2 separate regions of the Mus musculus genome follow, and region 1 is linked to region 2. The links are chromatin loops, found by intact Hi-C in ENCODE. Cell type or tissue: gastrocnemius. All regions are shown on one strand. Each heading gives the region's core, and the rest is flanking DNA. Links, peaks and the distances in the headings are about the cores only.

Region 1 (5,778 bases), core at 975-4,974, 200 kb after region 2:
AGCACACACAGCACAGCACAGCACAGCACACCACAACACAGCACAGCACAGCACAGCACAGCACACACAGCACAGCACAGCACACCACAGCACAGCACAGCACCGTCACAGCACAGCACAGCACAGCACAACCCAGCACAGCACAGCACAGCACAGCACAACCCAGCACAGCACAACCCAGCACAGCACAGCACAGCACAGCACAGCACTGCACAGCACAGCACAGCACACACAGCACAGCACACACAGCACAGCACAGCACACCACAGCACAGCACAGCACAGCACAGCACACACAGCACAGCACAGCACAGTACAGCACACCACAGCACAGCACAGCACCGTCACAGCACAGCACAGCACAGCACAGCACAACCCAGCACAGCACAACCCAGCACAGCACAACCCAGCACAGCACAGCACAGCACAGCACAGCACAGCACAGCACAGCACAGCACAGCACAACCCAGCACAGCACAGCACAGCACAGCACAGCACAGCACAGCACACACAGCACACAAAGCACAGCACAGCACAGCACACCACAGCACAGCACAGCACCGTCACAGCCCAGCACAGCCCAGCACACACAGCACACACAGCACAGCACACACAGCACAGCACAGCACAACCCAGCACAACCCAGCACAACCCAGCACAGCACAGCACAGCACAGCACAGCACAGCACAGCACACACAGCACAGCACAGCACAGCACAGCACACACAGCACAGCACAGCACAGCACCATCACAGCACAGCACAGCACAGCACAGCATAGCACACACAGCACAGCACAGCACAGCACAGCACAGCACACACAGCACAGCACAACCCAGCACAGCACAGCACAGCACAGCACTGCACAGCACAGCACAGCACACACAGCACAGCACACACAGCACAGCACAGCACACCACAGCACAGCACAGCACACACAGCACAGCACAGCACAGCACACCACAGCACAGCACAGCACACCACAGCACAGCACAGCACCGTCACAGCCCAGCACAGCCCAGCACACACAGCAAACACAGCACAGCACACACAGCACAGCACAGCACAACCCAGCACAACCCAGCACAACCCAGCACAGCACAGCACAGCACAGCACAGCACAGCACACACAGCACAGCACAGCACAGCACAGCACAGCACCATCACAGCACAGCACAGCACAGCACAGCATAGCACACACAGCACAGGACAGCACACACAGCACAGCACACCACAGCACATACAGCACAGCACACACAGCACAGCACACACAGCACAGCACAGCACACACAGCACACACAGCACAGCACACCACTGCCCAAGCTCTGGCCAACTTCACTTTAACACCTCAGGTTTGCCAATGAATATGTCTTTCCTATGGGTTACAACGGATGACTACTATCCTAAACTGGAACACTGTGCCTGCCTCTCCTCTCCCCATCACATCACAGGGTCGCGTCTTTATGCTGGAAGTTCTCTTTTAGAGATAGCTTTGCCATCTAGTGGGGAAGAACTTTTTTCCCCTAATAGATAAATATTTAAGAAAAAGTGGACCCAATCTTTCTTTCAGTCAGAATGATTTTTCCCCCCCAGGTTAATATAATCCAGTGAAAGACATAGAAGTAAAACATTTGTTGTTTGAAGAAATGAATGAAAGAACTTCTATTTGGTGAAACTGAGTCTCTTGTTTCCTTGCAGACATTTCAACCACAGACTGTGAAAACTAAGCAAGGGTGTGTGGAGGAACAGAGGATAAACAGAGTTATTCCTCTCAAATAACAATTTTAGCTCTGTAGAGAAAAAAAGAACAGCAAGTGAAAAAAGCTAACTACCAAAATGTTGTTGGGTGCTTAGGCCAGACGTGCACAGTATCCAGCAGAATTATGTCACATTCTAGTTCAGTATAATCCCTACAACAGATGATTGAAAATTTCCAAGCATTGATCGCTTTTTTTTTTCCAGTGTGATTTCATTCTTTAAATGAAACCATGGTTTTCTACACAAGTTTCAGAGGAATAAGAATTCTGGGACACTGTAATGAGCAAACACTGTTCCCCACCTATGTGCAGCGTGTGACAACAAAGAGAGGAAGGGGCTGTGTCAACAGCTTTAATGGGGAATCAGGTTCACATGGAAGTAGTTTTCTGCATGTATCCAGAAAGTTAAGCAAACGCTGTCAGATTTGCATGTCACCAAACCACATCGGAATGTCAGCTAAAAATCACAAAGGTCCAAGTGACAAACTTCAAAGCCAGAAGGGTCATGTGTGGTGGCCATTTGCCAACTAGCTGGACCTTAGCCATGGGCAAAGTAAAACCTACCTTTCCTCTAATGCCCGCTCCCTTCTGCTCTGGAAATATCCACTCGTGTTGCAACGCCACTGAGTTGGCAGGATATATGAGATATGGCAGGAAGACTGACACGTTGTGGAAGACAAACAATTGACAGCAGCATGCAGGGAAAACAAATTTTAAGACTAGTACAAGAGAGCCCTATAGGTGGCTGCCTTCTAGGATGGCTGACACACGCCCTCTTGTGGTTACAGGTAGTACTGCCTATTCCCCAAGGGAGAACTTGACTTCTCTCAAGTTAAAAACTATCGCATAGTATTAAGAAGATATCAAGAAATTTTCGTAAGAGACAAAACCACCTCAATATAATGGAATAGTTGACATATCATTTATAAAATGATAAAAATCCATAAAAATATGTCTACACCGAGCATAAGTGAAGGTGAGTGACCATGAGAAGATTCCTGACATGTGAACTAGTCAGTGGAGATGGAAGGAGACAGTGAGCTCTGGTTTCCAGTGTGGATGTTGCCTTTGTTCCCTTCCCCCACACTCCCCAGGTCCTAAAGTCACTGTGCTGTGCAAGTCTGTGTTCCAGAATCTTCCTTGTCCCTATCCATTGCTTTGGCCCAAACCATGTCCTGGTTTAGGGCCTACTTCTGCAACCGTGGCCGTGATGGGCCGTGAGAGCCTGTAATTGTCATTTTGCTGTGCATTAACGGCACTGTACTTCATGAGGGGGTTTCTGAGCATATTCTAGACCATATGCTAGAACAGTGTAGACTCCCGGGGAGTCGGGGGGGGGGGAACGCAGTTACTATGACAGGCTGTCTGGTTGTAAAGAGTAACACGTGTCTCTTACACCCATTCCATGGATCACCTCATCCGTGTCCAGTCACACTGAAGAGGAAGAACGAGGCTCTTGTCACTGGGATGGCGATAATTCTTTCACTCAGTGGCTTCTTGCAGACTCGATGCCCAAAGAGCTAAAGAGAGCTAAAGAGTAAAGGGCTATTACTTTCCTAAAGCTGGCTTGCCAGAAATCCTTTGTATGGCCACCTGTAAGGCGGCATCATTCTGTCTATGTGAAAGTTAGCTAATTTTGGTTCCGCCGTGGCATGTGTTTTTGGTGCTCCTGCTGAGTAAGAGGCAGGGCAAGCTGAAGCAAAGGAGGAATGCAATTCCTTCTCTCTAAGATCTGAGAGACAGAAAATGATCACAGGGAACAGAAGACGGGATGTGGAAGGTGTCATGTGAGGGCCCCCAAACCTCCAGTCGCACCTTAGGGGCTGAGAGTAGAAAGAAATCAGTTCCCAATGAGTTCCGGTCTGGTGTTCAGACACAGTTCCGGTACACAACGGAAACTGTGAGCTAGGTTGTGGGGAGCAGTAAGGTTCCAGAGCACAGAGTGAGTGGGAGAGGCTGCTGTCCAATGAAAGGAAGCCCTGAGCTAAGGCAGGACGGAGAAGACAGACCAGTCAGCTGACTCGCAGCCGGTCACGCAGCCGAGGACGGACTGGAGATTCCTGCGCACAGGCAGGACAGGACGCCTTTTGTACTTTAAAATATTTTCTCAGACAAATGGTTAACGGTCCTGTGGCAAAATTAAAACATAGCCTCATGCTCTTTATTATATATATTACAGAACAGTTGTATTTACTCCCCTAGCTAAATGCACGCTAGTCATTAGTAGGCACGCCACCGTTCTTAACAAAAAATTCCTCTGAGAGTAGGGAGAAAAAAATGAAAATGCTTAAGTTTAAATTTGATATATTGGTTTTTCTAACCTACCTGTTCAGCTCAAAATGGCTTAACAGAAGTAAGTAAATAGACATACATGCCCAACGCAAGCTTTCTGAAGCTTGATGACTTAAACTAAGTCAAGTATTTAGAATATTTTCTGGTCAAAAGTAAATCAGTCCAGATCCTTTTTTTTTTTTTCTTCTCATAACAAAATCCTATTTTCAGAATAGGCTTGGGGCTATAAAAGATCGTGTGTAGTGGTATCATCCTTCCCATGTGAAATTCATTAATAATTGTATTTTACAATGAAAACAAATGGAGAATTTTGGGAGATTTTGGAGACTTCATACTAACAAGTTCTCCCAGACTAAAAGGGACTTCCTCAAATTACCCTTACCTGCAGTTCAAGCGTCTGCAGAGGCAACAGTCTTAAAGCTCCCAACACTTAATTGGGTGCATTTTAAGGCAGAGGATGCCCAGTAAGATGGCTCAGAAATGGCTGCCACCCCAGTCAACCTGAGCTCTGCCACCAGAGCTGACATGGTGGAAGGGGAGTTCAGACACTCACAAGTTATTCTCTAACACTGATACACGGGTATGACACACTCAGGTACTCCCCACGCTGCAACGCAGGCACGCATGCACACATGCGAGACACACACACACAGTATTCTTAATTAGAGACTGGGGGACATCAAAACCCCATTTTAGGTCACATTCGATCAGAGGCCACAGGTTGCAGAACACAGTCAAGAACGAGTCCACAATTCCCTGCCACTACACACAATTCAATAACTTCTAGAGACTGGAAGGACAGCTGTGAGTCCTATGAGGAAATGAGTCTCTTATCACTATCTGGGGAAGCAAGCTAGCATTCCACCAAAGGCAGGCACCACACAGCCTTGCACAAACGGTAGCTGCTATCATTTATATAGAACTTGGTTAGTGAGAGATCTGTGCTAGATACCTTACCTGCATTGTATCTCTTAACATGAGTATATCTTTTTTAAATCCCAAAATGTGTTTATTTTCTTATTTTATAATGAAAAATTTGATGCCCAAAGAAGCAAAGTAGCATCCCCGGGTCACGTGCTTCCCGGGTCACGTGCTTCCCTGGGTCACATGTCTCCCCAGCTCATCCAGTCCAAAGAGGGATGGCAGCTGCTGAGATACCTGAGCCCTCCTATAGCACAGTTACTTCAGCCTGCACTGGAGTGAGAGATTGGGACCATTTGGGGGCTGGAGAGATGATTCAATAGCCAAGACACTTACTTCTCTCCCAGAGGATCAGGGTTTGTTTTTGTGCACTCACAGGGCAGCTCACATGTGCATCTGACACACACGGTGCCCAGACGTATTAAATATTTTGTCGGTTATCTCATCTGATGCAGTTCACCATGGCCCCCACACTCCTGATCAGCGTCTTTGTGATCTTCCTCACCTCCCAAAGGTGTAAGCTTCCAGCTGAATCCTCTTTTGCTCCGTATAGACGCTTTCATCTATTCTTATTTTTAGTTATCATAACCAAGATGTTAACAAGCTCAAGGGAAGCGCGCCTGTTGAAGCGTGTCAAAAATACATTGGTCCTACCACTTAGTCTTAAAAGATTCACATTGTTTTGCTTCTGAGTATTTGACTCTTACCTTCCCATCAAATCTACCTCAGTCTTACTCTTCCATGAAAGCTGCATAGCTCCTTCCATCCCTATTGAGTTGTAGACTTTACATTAAATATATTTTATACATT
Region 2 (5,778 bases), core at 898-4,897:
ATACAGAACGCCTCCTCTTTTCACATGAACTGCTGGTGCACTCTATGAGGAATGCTGGTTTGGGGCAGACAGGGATGAAATGCATTCAAGCCCTGACATTGCAGCTGCTCACACAGTCTTGTGTTGGCTGCACTGGCCACATGAGTTTCCCTCTTGCTTAGACTTTATGGGGACGACTTGGGTACCTAGCTCCATTTACCAACTCGCCTGGTGTTTCCACCTTTTGTCTGAGGGAGATGCAGCTGGATTCTGTTGTGTCTCTTTGCGTTTGACTAGCAGGGTGTGTTAGACACATGGAGACAGGACATTACAGCCCAGCCTTCCCGTGAGTGAGGTCATTTTGCAGTTATTAGCCAAAGCTTCCCTTCTCCTCTAAGTGCGTCTGGTGTTTTCTTAGCTGCAGTGTTGGTTCCCACAGCATGCTGATTTAGACCAAGGAAGGGCGCGTGTAGCAGGGACTGGCTCCAGTCAGCATCGGTTCTTTGTTCTGAGAGATTCTGCTGGTTTAATGCACATGGTTACCACAGCTGAGCTGGGTCTCCAGCAAATGTTAGGAAATTCAGCTAAGGGCTTGGTGGCGTCTATATATATCGGCATTAGATGGCTACTGGGAAGGAGACCAAATGTATGGTTGGTGTAATGCCTGCACTGGGTACTCCAGTGTTTTCCAGAAATTTATTTTTATTTTCATTCCCTAAGGGGCCTTTTGAACATTTTCCCTAAATGTACTCCAACTCCTGCCCTATGACATTTAAGTGCCTCTTCCATTTCAGTTTTATTTTAAAACGCCTGACCTCCTCCAACCAGTTTTGCCTTCTTGACTACATAGCCTCACCAATTAAATGAAATATGTTTCACTCTAAAAAACCCCACACATTTTAGGCTGACAACATGGCAGAGAGTCTGAAGGCTTTTCCTTCACAAGCAGGGGAATCTGGGAACTTCCTCTAACTCAGCTCAGGTGGAGGTGAGTGGAGAGGAAAGTTGGCATAAAACTGTCGTCCTCCATGTCCTCCACGATCTACTCATACCACTGTGAATGTACACACACACACACACACACACACACACACACACACACACTCACACACATGCACACACACATACATGTATATATATACACACACATATATACATATGTATACATATATGTATATACATGCATGAATTCGAGCACACGTGCTCACACACACTGAGGATGTCTGGCGTCTGGCACTGGCCTTTGCGTCAGGAGGACAAGAAAGAGCTCGTAGGACCTGGGAACTAGGAAATGCAATCTGTGTGAAGTTAGCAGTTGCCATCAACTCTCAGACTATGTCTTGGAGAAATCACAGCCTGAGGCTACCACATAGCTTTCCTGTGTTAAAGAGACATCAGAATCTACAAATTCATCTGTTAGACATGGACAGATCCGCCACGGACTAGAGAAGACAGACCTAAGAGCTGGGTTGGGCCACCACACACTCATTTTTACCTCAGTTCCAGGTTCTCTTCCCTGCTCCAGATCCGACCCATGTGTCTTACCTGTTCTTCTCATTTGTGAGACAGGTCACCTGACAAAAGGCACTTGAGGGAGAGAGGGAGGGAGGGAGGGAGGGAGGGAGGGAGGGAGGGAGGGAGGAAGGAAGGAAGGAAGGAAGGAAGGAAGGAAGGAAGGAAGGTTGGTTCATCTGGACTGACAGTTGGATGCAGGTTGTCATGGCGGAGGTCATGCCAGAGAGTGTGAGGCAGGGTTAGGAACTGCACCCAGGGCCTCATATATGCTAAGCCACAGCTTCTTAAAGGGAATGTGAGGGTCCCTAACGTTTTGGCGTTATAAAAGGCTTCTGAATGTGCAGGGCTAAACATTTGTCCAAACATGAAATGAAGGCGCTACATCACATAGCTAGCTTTACCGTAGCACTGACTCTGGAACACGAGAGAAAGTGAGTTCACCCTGCATGCCGTCCTCCCATGCACAGCAGTGTCTCAACTGTACACATAGGGCTTCCTGCTCTGGCTTAATTACAAAAACAAAAAACAAAACAAAACAAAAAGCTGAGATTTCCTGCCTTCCTTCCTCAGCATGCAAGGGGTCATTGCTGCTACAGTTGCTGACTTAAGTTTCATTTAAAAAAAAAAAATCAAATCCCATTTAATTAGTGTATAAATTATCTCATCTTTACCACATGGTAAAATATGTATGTCAGAAATTATTTTAAGTTCTCTTATGATTTACTATTAAATGTTGGAATAATATATCTACTTTATTTTATTTTGTTACACAGTTTGTGTGTATGTTTTCAGGTGTGAGCGTGCATCCATCTGGTCAACCTCACGTCTTGATTTCCCAGGAGCCACCTACCTTGTGTTGCAAGACAAAGCCTCTTACTGAGATCTGGTGCTTACCAATTTAGGCTAGGCTGGCTGGCCACCAAGCCCCAGGGATCTTTCTGTATCTGCCTGGCTTTGTATGTGGGGGAATGAACTCAGGTCTTCAGGATTATTTGGCAAGTACTTTGTTGCATGATCCAACTCCCCGCTGTTCTATATACCCGGGCCAGGTAAAACTGTCTCATGTTGGAAGCAGCCCCAAGGAAGTTCAAATCCCTGTCTTAGGTAAGGGCTCCTCAACTCAGCACACCTGCCAATACTATTTCTACTAACGTGCTTAGAATACTTGGCACAGAGTAGGGCTACACCCATACCTGTCCTGCACTTGATGAATTGGCTCAGAAGAAGCAGGCCATCCATTGCCCCCTTGGTGTCCCACCCTGGGCTGGGTCCTGTATCTTAGCAGAATGCCATTTTCTTTTCTCCCTGGTTCCCCACTTTCTGTTCTGTGTTGTGATCATATGTACAGAGGAACTCTCTGACATACCAGGTGCTTTCAAATAGGGATTGTTTCTTACAGAATTCTGACCCCTCGCATTGGCAAACACTTAAATCTATCAAATTTTTTCTTCCCCCACATCATTTCTTCCTGATTAATGAAAATGTTCACGATCTTTGGTTAACTGTGTTACATATCACCAGATTTTTAAAACGATCTGAAATCATGAAAGGAGAAAGAATGCACAGTTCCCCTGCCTGGAGACTTAGGTAAACACACTTGCTTTCTCATTTGCTCCCATGTACAGGACACTGTTTGCAAGCAGCCACAAGAGGGAGGTATGAGCCTCTGTCAGCCCTAAGGAGTGAGTTGGACCTTGGCATCCCTGGCATCCTTTCATCAGAGTGAGTAGGGGAAGTTCAACCCTGAACCAAGAGCGTTCACTGTGTTGATCCCACCGTCTCTAGCTAAGGATGAGCAGGGTCTGAACTCTCCTCACTCACAGAGAATATGACCTCCCATTCTTCATTGTCCAGCAAGCCTATCCTGACTGGAAAGTTAATTTACAAAGAGCTTGAAGGACATGTGGTCCCAGCTTTTCTGTTATTTTCCGTTTGCATTAAGTCGGAATTCTGAAGAAGATCTCCTGTCTTTGGAACCTTAGAATTCCTCATTCTGAACTTTGACTTGGCATTCATCAATCCAGAATTGTGTGTGTGTGTGTGTGTGTGTGTGTGTGAGAGAGAGAGAGAGAGAGAGAGAGAGAGAGAGAGAGAGAGAGAGAGAAGACAGGATGTGTAAGTGAAGCTTTTGTATTCCAAGTTGCAGCACATGCAGACTGTACCTGAAACCAAATGAAGATACATTTCACACATCACCACTACCACCAGCACCAGCACTACCACCATCATCACCATCACCACCACCACTAGGCTCCCTCAGGCACATGGGTGTCATTCATGGCTGCAGGTATGCTGTTCTAGGCTGGTGAGTCCATGGACCCCTGAGGTCGCCTGGGCTTGCTCAGATGGAGGCTCTGGTCATTGTTTCTCCAGAGAATCAGCATCTTAAGAGAGTCTCTTTGCCAGGCGGTAGTGGCACACGCCTTTAATCCCAGCACTTGGGAGGTAGAGGCAGGCGGATTTCTGAGTTCGAGGCCAGCCTGGTCTACAGAGTAAGTTCCAGGACAGCCAGGGCTACACAGAGAAACCCTGTCTTGAAAAACAAACAAACAAACAACAAACAAAAAACAAAAAAGAGAGTCTCTTCAGAGAGAAGTTTACTGGTATTTAAAACTACAGCTCTGTCTTCTGGTCCTGTGAATGCTTCAAGCCAACAGCCTCTTTAAAAACCACATCAGGAATGAACAGGACTCGAGGCCAATGAGGCAGCACTTTGTGGTCTTACTGGGTCAGGAGGCTTTGTGCTGTGAGGTCTGCATGTGCTGGTAAGGGGCTACTGGAGGTGTGTCTGGGCTCACGAGTTCTGGCCCTCATCTGCTATCTCTGCTTTTGGCATTGAGTTGATTCCAGACCATAAAGGAAACAACTCACAGTGAGCTGATACCTCTTACCTTCCCGAGGTCTGGAAAGAGCCCAGAGTCCTTACGCACTGTGGCATCACAGTTTCTTTTACTAAAAGAGGGAAAAGGAGGAAAGCAGAAGTGAGCTGGAGATACCAGGTAGAAACTGATGGGTAGAGTTGCCAAAGTTTCCTTGTAGCGTGGGAAACACACCAGACACGTCTCAGCCATAGGACTCTCTACTCTTGAACTCTCTCTGTACTGTGTATGAATGCAACCCTGATTTTTCCATCTTTTTTTCCTGCCTTGGGGCAGAATTTTTTTTTCCTATGAGGCCCCAATAACCCTGTGCTTTTTCTTCTCTTATCTCAAGGGTGAGTGAACTGTGACCTAGAAACACCTGTATCTGCAACTAAAGGCTTCCCAGAACAAAACCACACTTCTATCTTTACATCTTGGACAAGACCGTGGAGTTGAAAGATTATTCGGTCCACAAAGTCTAAAATGTTTCCCATTCTCTATTCATAGTGAATTCCCAGTGTCTTTCTGTTCTGGTTTTAGTTTCACTCATGACTGTGCGCTGTAGACATTTATAATTGTAATCACATCCATCCACTTATCTATATATATATTTCTTGAGACAGGGTTTTAATGTATCCCAGTATCGCCTCAAACTTACTATGTACCCGAGGCTGGCCTTGACCCCAGATCCCCTGCCTCTGCGTCCCGAGGGTTGAGGTTATAGGAGGGTACTGCTATGTTTGGGTATTCTTATTTTTACTAAAGATTTCTTCAAGGTCAGAGATTTTGTTCATTCATCAGGATATTACAGGGGGTGACTGTGCCAGCTCCCCTCAAGTATCCACTGAATGTATAAATGCTGATCAAATGAGTATGCAGAGCTCCACAAACTCTGTAAGTTATGGTCACAGTCATGTCAGCTAAAACTTTCAGAAGGGGAAGGGTGTGCAGGACAGAAGTACACATCCTTGTCCCCATACGTGACTCACATGTGACTCACAAGCGACTGCTTGCACCCCACACTCAGCAGGAAGCACAGCCACAGCTTGGTCTCTGAGCCTTATATACCCACTTACCCCTGCTGGACACCTACGTAGTCCCAAAATTATCCCCAGAGGAAAGGACTTTTTCACAAAAGTAAACATCCTTTTAGCCGTGAAACTTTTGGCTTTTGTTAGGGAAGGTCTATTTTCATGTTCAGACTCAGGGGTACCTATTTTTACACTACAGCCAGACAAGACTTAATTACGGAGTCAAATAGGCAGGTGTGTCTCTGCACTATGACTCTATTTCACAAGAGACAGGAAGGAATAGCTTACCTTTTGTCTAAGGGTGGGGGAGGCATCCAGTCGGTTTGCACAGTAAGAATTGTCCCATAGGGGTTAGAACTCTTAATTATCGAGACCTGATTAATATTAAGTAG

Evidence for each region. Hi-C counts contacts between places; a loop is a spot of excess contacts. Peaks named below come from ENCODE experiments on the same cell type or tissue, not always from the same donor. Only the 100,000 strongest peaks of a DNase experiment are listed, where the experiment ranks them.
Region 1: a loop joins it to region 2, with 9 times the contacts of the local background. A loop is called at or near these places in 15 of 42 quality-filtered maps.

What each region holds. Positions count from the first base shown.
Region 1 is chr5:104,331,031-104,336,808 of GRCm38, forward strand. All of the region lies in intron 2 of Mepe (matrix extracellular phosphoglycoprotein with ASARM motif (bone)), which reads left to right. Among named protein-coding and RNA genes, the nearest start is that of Mepe, 8.6 kb to the left of the region's middle. In gastrocnemius, for the core only: a CTCF peak has its summit at 2,534 (motif pointing left); DNase peaks (open chromatin) are centred at 2,310 and 2,509.
Region 2 is chr5:104,128,587-104,134,364 of GRCm38, forward strand. No RefSeq gene overlaps it. Among named protein-coding and RNA genes, the nearest start is that of Sparcl1, 17 kb to the left of the region's middle. In gastrocnemius, for the core only: a CTCF peak has its summit at 3,147 (motif pointing right); DNase peaks (open chromatin) are centred at 2,444 and 3,171; H3K27ac peaks cover 321 bases.